Regions from separate parts of the Homo sapiens genome. Here region 1 is linked to region 2. Evidence: chromatin contacts called from ENCODE Hi-C or POLR2A ChIA-PET data. All regions are on one chromosome and are shown on one strand. Each heading gives the region's core, a stretch centred on a gene start or an enhancer-like site at or near the end of the contact. The rest is flanking DNA. Distances are from core to core; before and after follow the strand shown. Region 1 overlaps GNG2 (G protein subunit gamma 2). Region 2 holds the start of NEMF (nuclear export mediator factor).

What was found. A loop is a pair of places that touch in the nucleus more often than their neighbours do. ChIA-PET counts read pairs that join two places held with the same protein, here RNA polymerase II (POLR2A). Pooled maps may share reads with other maps.
Region 1: a pooled map shows a loop between it and region 2 (2.9-fold over the local background). The contact joins the enhancer-like site here to the promoter of NEMF in region 2. A Hi-C loop is called at or near these places in 2 of 37 single-sample maps with no recorded cell type and 3 of 50 pooled maps. POLR2A ChIA-PET finds 5 or more read pairs at or near these places in 4 of 52 experiments (CD4-positive, alpha-beta T cell, GM10248 and activated T-cell).

Annotation. Positions count from the first base shown.
Region 1 is chr14:51,864,277-51,868,986 of GRCh38, forward strand. All of the region lies in intron 1 of GNG2 (G protein subunit gamma 2), which reads left to right. Among named protein-coding and RNA genes, the nearest start is that of GNG2, 6.0 kb to the left of the region's middle. RefSeq lists an enhancer at 2,146-2,365. Within about 2 kb of position 2,120, at least 4 of the 41 ENCODE cell types and tissues checked have a DNase peak (open chromatin) inside an H3K27ac peak, as active enhancers do.
Region 2 is chr14:49,850,619-49,855,168 of GRCh38, forward strand. NEMF (nuclear export mediator factor) reads right to left here and starts at 2,170. Exons shown (of 33, transcript NM_004713.6): 1 at 2,077-2,170; 2 at 1,189-1,257; 3 at 945-1,047. The coding sequence starts at 2,135. It also overlaps RN7SL3. RefSeq lists an enhancer at 2,177-2,416 and a silencer at 3,220-3,279.

The sequences.
Region 1 (4,710 bases), core at 870-3,369, 2.0 Mb after region 2:
ATCTTTTCTTGTGCTCATTGGCCATTTGTATATCTTCTTAGAAAAATGTCTATTCATATTCCTTGCTGATGTTTTTCCCCAGAAATACTGTGTTGAGAATATTTGCAAATTTTTAATCAAATTTTTGAAGAGACATTTGCAAATGGCAGGATCTTTTAACATAATGTGTCATTAGATAATAATCATAATCTTCGTATTTAACCTCCTTTATACAACAGTATTATCCCTGCGTAAATAAAATACTCCTCTCAAAAGTAACATTTGAAATCAAAAGGACAGAGTAAGAAAATGTGCATAGCTTCTGCTAGTTGGTGATGTCCAGAACCTGATAGTGAAATTCAAACCTTTATTGTAGACAGTCACACCAGTGATTCTGCTGGTCAAATCTCAGACCAGGCTACCACTACGGAGGCACTGGAGAGCTGTTTCTTCAGTGCTTTTCTGGTCCCCTCATTAGAGAAAAATGCTCAGTAGGTATCATGGCCAGAAAGGGAGGGGAGAAACTAAAGTACTAAATTGCTCTGAAATCCTTTATAAGGGGGAGCAGTAACTTGTGGGGAGGGGCTACAGTAGTTAAACAATACAACAAGTTTCTGAGACAACAAGTTTCTACTAATGAAGTGTGATCCTAACCAAAATTTCACTTTTAAAAATAATGAATCCTCTGTTTCCTTTTCCACGACAGATTTTACTCCTAATCCTTAAACTGGTGAGGCAGGGTATGGTGAGGCTGAGGAGAGCTGGGCAGAACAATTAGCAGGGACCCTATTGAATAGCAACAGTATCTGAGCTTTACGATGTGGGGTCAGACGTTGACCTTGAATGGTTTGAAGAGCTCCTGAATAATTAATGTTAACTTTCTGTAATGCACTTTGTCCATGTGCTGGGGGCCAGGGGTGGAGGGAAGTTTGCAAATAATGACCCCTAATTTTATTTAATGTGCACATCTATTCATTCTACAATTACTGGGAGAAGCCAGGTGCCTGTCTTTACTAGATCTGGGTGGGAGAGGAGAGTTGCAGAGCTGTGTCGAGATTTAGTCTCCACCCTCCCACCCTCACCTCCAAGATGATGACTATGTTAATTAGCCTGATTTGATCATCACAATGTATACATGTATCAAAACATCACATTGTACCCCATAAATATACACAATTTTTATTTTTCAATTAAAAATATAATAAAAAATTTATAAAGGACTTAGTCCCTGGCCTAGGACATGCTAGAATGGTAGAGCTAAAAATGATCTGGGGGGTGACCTAGCCTATATTGACCTCTTCATAAGGGATAATAAAATAGGCCTGGAATTTAGAGTTAAACAGTTCATTAATTCCTCACCTCCCAGTTACAACTCCATTTCACTTACCTCATATTAGGGCAAAGTCTTTATATGTTGTCACATTTAAAATTGTTTGTAAGACTAAAATATTTTGTTTAAAAAAAAAGAGTAGACGGTTTACATTTAGTACCCTATGTAAATATGGAGTTTCTGTGTACAAACTTGTTCAGGTGTGAAAGATGCCACTGTGGAATAGAGATTTAAATTTTCAGGTAAGAGTATTAGAGATATCTGTAAATATATGGTTCTTGAAAATTCTTATGTTAAAGACAACAAGTTGTATTTAGTGGGAGTCAGTGTTCAGACAATCTCTAGAGGACTTCATTAAACACTGAAAAAAAAAAAAGGGAGCTCAATTCTCAAACTTTAGTGATAACATGTTTCTTAGAAGTGGTACTACTGTATACAGAGGCTGGAGATAAGACAGGATCAGCCCCTTTATCTCTTGGCAAATATGTGTAAACAGTCAAGCTGTTAATGAAAAAGCTTTGAAAAACCAGTCTCTTGACCACTTCTTCCCTGTTCCCTGGCCTTCCCTTGCTCCCTGGCCAGCCCGGGTGTGGGGTCAGGCATTCCCCTGATCCTCTTCCCAGGAACCCAGCACTCAGAGGTAGAGGAGAGGGGCTGAAAACTGGGCTGACTGGTTCTACTCTAGATTCACTGCATCTCCGCAGGGCCATTGCTGTTCTTTCAAAATTCTTTCCTTCTTCCTTTTTTATTTCACTTTTCACTCTGTCCTGTGCATTTTCAATGGAAACCATTCAACCAAGTCCCTACTGCCTTTGTGCGTTAGAAGTGACCTCACTTTCTGTCTTTCTGAGAAGGCACATATTACAGACTTCCTCAACCTCATTCTTACCACCTTAGAATTTCCCCACGTCTTCCTTTATTTTAGATCATTTGAATTGCTGTCACAAATTACCAAAGATGAGGTAACCCAGAAACAACAGAAATCTTTTTTTTTTTTTACACTTCTATGGGCTGGAAAGTCCAAGATCAAGGTACTGGCAGATTTGATGTCTGGCAAAGGCCGTGGACAGCACTTTCTGTGTGTCCCCACATGACAGAAGGGGCCAGCTGGCTCTCTCCAGTCTCTCTTATAAGGGCACTAATCCCATTCATGGGACTCCATACTCATGACCCAATCACCTCCAAAGGTGGCCTCATGTCCTAATACCATTGCACTGGGGATCAGGTTCCAACATATGGGTATGTAGGGGGACAGAAAGATCTGCGTCATTCACATCATTCATTCTCCTCTTCCTCCTAAGTCAAATTAACATCATCTTTCCTTTAAGCCAAGAATAAACCCTCTACTTGGACTCTCTATCCCATTCCCTTTTACTTTCTAAGGGATTATGTTGTGACAATAATTCTGTCTTTCCTACATATTTAGTTTCTTCTCTTTCTTGGTCCTTTCCTCTTTCCCTGTAAACATGCTTAGTTTTTCCATACGCACACAAAGTAATTAAGAAGTAGATGAAACAAATCTCCTCCTACCTCTCTGCGGGCTCCAACTTCACTAACTTCAGTTCCTGCTCCCCAAATATGAGTGTTCTCAAGATACGAGTCTTTGGCCATTTAATTTCTCCCTCTCCCTAATCAAATTCTGTCCTGTGATTTTAGTCACTGTTGCTGTGTGGGTCAGTCCCAAATCTGATGAAGCATCCTAATCATTCACCTCCTCTCTCAGCTTGTACAGCAAGCTGCCTGCAAATTCACCAGAACATCCAACCCACAGAAAATGAAACTCACATGTCCAAAACTGTGCTCACCATCACCTTTCCCACTCCTCAAAACCAGCTCCTCACCTGATTTCATAATTGTTAATGACACCCCATTTATCATTACCTCAGTTATGACAATTCAACTTCACTGTCTTCCTCACCAAGCACCTCTAGTTGCAGGAAGTTGCATGGCTCCTTGCAATTGTGATTGGGAAAATATCTTGATACTGACTCTTTTCCATGTTTATAGCCGGTGTCTTAGTTGAGGCCCTCCTAACCTCCAGCTGGGCTGACTTGTTTTTTGAGTTCTTTTCTCTCCGCCTAGGATAAGTTAGTTCCTGCTTCCCCTTCCACACTTTGTCCCCACAGTCTTACTTCTCTGAATAACCAAATTCCATCTGTCCTGTAAAGCTCAGTTCAAATGCTGCCTCTTTCATGAAGCCTCCCTTGGTTTCTTCCCTTTTTTCCCCAATAAAAAAACAATGCTCCTCTGAAATCTTTTGTTCTTTCATCACAGCATCTAGCTCATTCTAGTGTGTATAACAGCAATCTGCATAATTTTTTTTTTTGACCACACTCCAAGCTCTTTGAGGACAGCGGTCACATCTGGTTTCATCTTTGTCTTCCTTATACCACACAATGCAGTTTGTTTATCATTCATTTATTTAATGAACATTCTTGAGTGACTCATTTTTTGATGCAGAGTGGGCTAGACATAGTACTTGTCCTCTAAGAGCTCACAAACTCATGGGGAAAACAGACAAATACAGAAATATAATTACAATAGAATTAATCGATGTGTTCAAAGTCCTAATGTCTGCAATGTGCCATGTGCTCGTCAAGATGCCAGGGAGACTAGGATGAACAAAACTGGTCGGTTGTTTTCTTGAAACTTACATTCGAGTATTGAGAGAGACTCAGTAAACACATAAACCAGTGGTTTTTAGGTCTAACTGCACATTAGAAATCACTGAGAGGGTAGTTTGAAAAAAATATCATGTCCCAACCTCACCTCAGAGTAATTAAATCAGAATCAACCAGGATTGGAACCATTGACAGAAATGACTTACAATAAAAGAAAATGTCAAGTAGTAGTGAGTGCTTTGATGGATTGAAGTAGAAACAGGGTGAATGGTGGGACTGTGCCTATGCTGGCAGGGGTAATTGGGAGATTACTTTGTTGAGTAATCCCTGAAGGCCTCTCTGAAGAGGTGACATTTGAGTTGAGACCAAAATGATGCTGAGGATTCAGCCATGTAAAGATATTGGGGCGAAGGGGGCTTGTGGAGAAGGTTTTGAGCAGAAGGTGCAGGTGCCTTTCTGAAATAAGAATGAGGTGAGATTTCAGAGGAAATGTGTCCTTCTTCACATACATGTTCTGTAATCTACAAACTATGTCTTTTTCCCTACAGAAAGCAGCTTTTCGATAAACTTTGTAGACTCCAAATGCAGAACACTTGGCTGCTGTGTTGATTACTTGATCTGGGTTGGATTTTATTTAGTTCAAATTGATTTACACAGTCAGGAAGACTACTCTGTTTGATTACATTTTTTTCTCTACACTGCAATCAGCACTACACTACTTGTCTGAATTAAATACCATTCTTATTGTTTAAAATAACCTTAGGTACTTGATATTATCTT
Region 2 (4,550 bases), core at 920-3,419:
AGCATGCCCACCCATGTAAAAATCTGTTTTAATAGTAAAAACAAAACAGAAAAATAAAAAGACTTAGTAACATATTAATGTCAGTGAGTATTCCAAAAAAAAAAAAATACTGACTGGGTACAGAGGAATACGACTCACAAAAGTGAGCTCTGGAAGATAAGACTAGGAAAAAAAGGTGGGGCAGGGAGGAGAAAGAACACAGAAAGCCAAGAATGTTAGGCTATAGAATATGGATTTAGAAATCAGGAAACCATAAAAGGTGAGGTAACTAATGAAAATTATACTTTAAAAAAATTAATGTTGGGCCAGGCGCGGTGGCTCATGCCTGTAATCCCAGCACTTCAGGAGGCTGAGGCTGGCGGATCACCTGAGGTCACGCATTTGAGATCAGACTGGCCAACATGGTGAAACCCCATCTCTACTAAAAATAGAGAAATTAGCCGGGTCTGGTGGCACACGCCTGTAATCCCAGCTACTGAGGAGGCTGAGGCAAGAGAATCACTTGAACCTGGGAGGCAGAGGTTGCAGTGAGCCAAGACTGTGCCACTGCACTCCAGCCTGGGTGACAGAGCGAGACTCCTTCTCAAAAACGAACAAAAAAACAAACAAACAAAAACAAAAAAATTAACGTTGGTCTAATTTAGAATTGTTTTGATGCAGAGAAGTGAATTACAGTTAAGGAACTGTAAGGCTGAATGTGATAAAAGCTTGAACTCTAATAGTGACTGTGGAAACAGAAGATCTGGAGCAGAACAGGATGTGAAAGGTAATGGGGAGAAATCAATTAATAAATATTCACTTTATTCAACCCATTATCTGTCAACCACTCCCTTTACCTTCATTTTATCTGCACTTTATTCGTAACAGTGAAGGAAACCCCAATTAAAAACTTAATTGTTAGTGAGCAATCTCTTAAAATTTAGCTTCAAGCGTAACAAGTTTACCTTCATGGCAAAACTAGACGGCATCATATTCTTAGGCCACTCAAATTCTGTTGTATGAATTCGTATGCCAGATTCAAGTAAAAGTGTAGCTTTAAAGTCCGGTCTGTAGAAGAAAAAAGTCGAATTTTTCTTTAGGGTATATGCCAAAGCTAATTGCTAAACAGGCTTAAAATGTAGGTTAAAAAAAATCAGTAATCTCATACTTAATTGTCAAAGAGAAAATAAGCCTATAAAATGTTCTTACTTTTGAAGACGAATAAGGTATGTCTTATTATCCACATCATAAACATTGTTTACTCTCATTCCTAGCAAGCTGCAAAGATAAAGGAAACATGTAACATGTTACACTATTGTCTGAAACATAAAACTACACATAATTTAATAAAAGCTTCGAAAGAGCGGATCTCAGTCTCTAAGGATATGGAGTCAGCCGAGGAGCAGAGTCTGAAAGCCATTTGGAGATTCAGTTCAAAACTTAAGAGTAACGATTTAAAAACAGAAGTGGTCTATCAGCTCTAGGAACAACACACTATAGCTTGCGTCTTCCAAATGACCCAATTTTGGGGGAGAAATACAGTAAAATATAATCCAATTAATTTATTACAAGGGAGAAAAAAAAAAGATAAAAGAGGGCCCCGAAAATATGACAAAGCTCACAGGGCTGAATAATAGAATCCAGACTAGAATCCAGATCTCAGTCCAAATCTGCTCAATCCAGCTAAAACCGCGATGCTCTCTCTCTCTCTGGGGTGAGGGGAGGGAGGTGTTCAAGAAACCAAGCCCCCAGTCTGGAAACCTCTGAAGCAAACGACCACTCTGGCGTCTCGTGTTTTAACAAACGTTTCCTGCCCAACCCGGACAACCCAGGCCAACAATGCAAGAGCTTCGCGCTAGCGGGGCAAGCCAGAGAGCTGGGAGGACGCGGGGGATGGGGCACGAGGTGCCTGGGACCCCCAGGGGTATCCTAAGGGTCACGGGAAAGACACCACACGCCTGCCCACTCAGGCCTAGGCAGGTCCATAGACGCACTAGGAAATAAGGAAACATATCAAGCTGGTCTGTTTGCGCCATGGGACTCCGGCCTCTGCCTCCTGCACTCCCCACACGAGCCTCGTCACTTAGGGTACTGTACCTAGCATTCAGCTCCGCGAGTACGGCGCGGAGGTCAATGGTGCTAAAGCGGCTCTTCATGGCGAGGCCCGAGGGTCACTACCGCAAGTTCCTCTACTGCCCGGCCGGACTCGACGCCACTTCTCCTCCGCGCAGGCGCACTTGGCGGAGCTCTACGGCCGCGCAGAAGACCCAATATTCCTCGAGGCGAACGTATTTGTGTCGCTTTTCTGAAGATTTCGATTGTCAAGTTGCAGCTGACTCTCTTCATTGTACCAAAATTCAAATTCGAATAAAGATTCAAACTGTTCTCTTGAAACTGCATTCCTTCCTGGAACCCTTACGGACCAGTCTGGTTACCGTGCCCCATTGTGTCTTGGGCTCAAGTCAGCCTTCATAGTGACCCCTGCTGGTCGAAACAATTTTCGAGATGATTATCAGGAGTATTTCCCCACAGGGGGGCCGTAGGGCTCAGTGTAGAAGAGCAAGGACCCCTTTCTGCGCGCTTACTTTGACATAAGATTTTGAAATGTAACGAAACGGAACTGCTTCGGTCCTTCTAAGATTATCCTCAACGATCGAGGCGAACTCTCAAAACGGAGTTCCTATTTTGATGGGTCCTGCTCTCGGAAGGAGCATTCTGCAATTGATTACAGGATTCTCATCGAACCTCGGTCTTGGTACCCCTGAGACTCACCGCAGTACCTGGTGTACAATCGGTGCTCCATAAACACTTGGCAGCATGAATGTGCAAGTGTTTAGCTAGATAATGGTGAAATAAGATAAAAATAAAAACAAGAAGATTCCCAATGGGGGTGGGGTGGGAGGGGGGATTCACAGTGTAGTGAGGAAAATAGTCCTGTAAGAATGTAAATTCTGCATTTCTTTTGTCTTAGGATAGATGCATGGGAAGAAAGGCTACTTTATAAGGTGAGAACTCAAAAGAGGCAGGGTCTCACTATGTTGCCCAGGCTGGAGTGCAGTGGCTATTCACAGGCGCAATCCCACTACTGATCAGCACGGGAGTTTTGACCTGCTCCGTTTCCGACCTGGGCCGGTTCACCCCTCCTTAGGCAACCTGGTGGTCCCCCGCTCCCGGGAGGTCACCATATTGATGCCGAACTCAGTGCGGACACCCGATCGGCATAGCGCACTACAGCCCAGAACTCCTGAACTCAAGGGATCCTCCAGCCTCAGCCTCCCGAGTAGCTGGGACTACAGGCACGCGCCACCGCGCCCGGCGCTCGGCGTCGCTGCAAAAGAGCTGCTAGAGGCTTGCAGGCTACACATGGTAGCAACCAGAATTCCTACCACCAGAAGGCGACTCTAAACAGAAAGGGCGCCGCTGCTATTTCAGAACTGGTACCAGTAGATGCAAAAATGGCTATAGCACATACTGCACAGCATTACTGTCATACGGTACAGTAAACCATACAGAATGGCCCAAAATATGAAAGCATTGGGGAGAAGGTGGAGAACAGGGAACTTTTGTATGCTGTTGATGGGAATGTAAATTAGTAGAGCCATTGTGCAAAACAGTATAAAGGCTCCTCACAAAATTAAGAATAGAATTACCATGTGATCTAGCAACAACATCACTATCCTGAAGATATATGTTCATGTTCATTGCAGCATTATTCACAATAGCCAAGATATAGGGATAATCTACTTTTCATCAATGGATGAACGGATAATGAGTGCAAATATATATGTACACACACACACACACACACATACATACATACAGTGGAATATTATTCAGCTTTCAAAAAAGAAATAAATCTTGCTGTTTGCAACTGGCATGGATTTAACAACATGGATGAACCTGGAGGACATTATGCTAAGTGAAATAAGCCAGACATAAAAAGACAAATACTGCATGATCTCACTTATACGTGGAATCTAGAAGTTTCTCATAGAAACAGACAGCAGAAATGTGGTTTCCAGGACTTGGGATGTAGGGGAAATGGGAAGATACTGGTCAAAATGCACAAACTTTCGGTTGTAAGTAGAGTAAGTTATGGAGACTTAATGTACAACATGCTGATTATAGTTCATAGTAATGTATTGTATGCTTGAAATTTGCATGGGAACAGAAAACCAAATACCGTATGTTCTCACTTATAAATGGGAGCTGAATGATGAGAACACATGGACCCATGGAGGGGAACAGCACACACTGGCGCTTATCAGAGGGTGGAGAATGGGAGGAGGGAGAGGGTCAGCAAAAATAACTAATGGGTACTAGGTTTAATACCTGGGTGATGAAATAACCTGTAAAACAAACCCCATGACACAAATTTACCTATATAACAAACCTGCACATATACCCCATGAACTTAAAATAAAAGTTAAATTAAAATAAAAAACAGAAATTTGCTAAGAAAGTGGATATCAAATACACACATACAAAGTGTGAGGTTATGGATGTGTTAATTGGCTTGATTGTAGTAATCATCTCACAGTGTATACATACATCAAAACATCACATGGCTG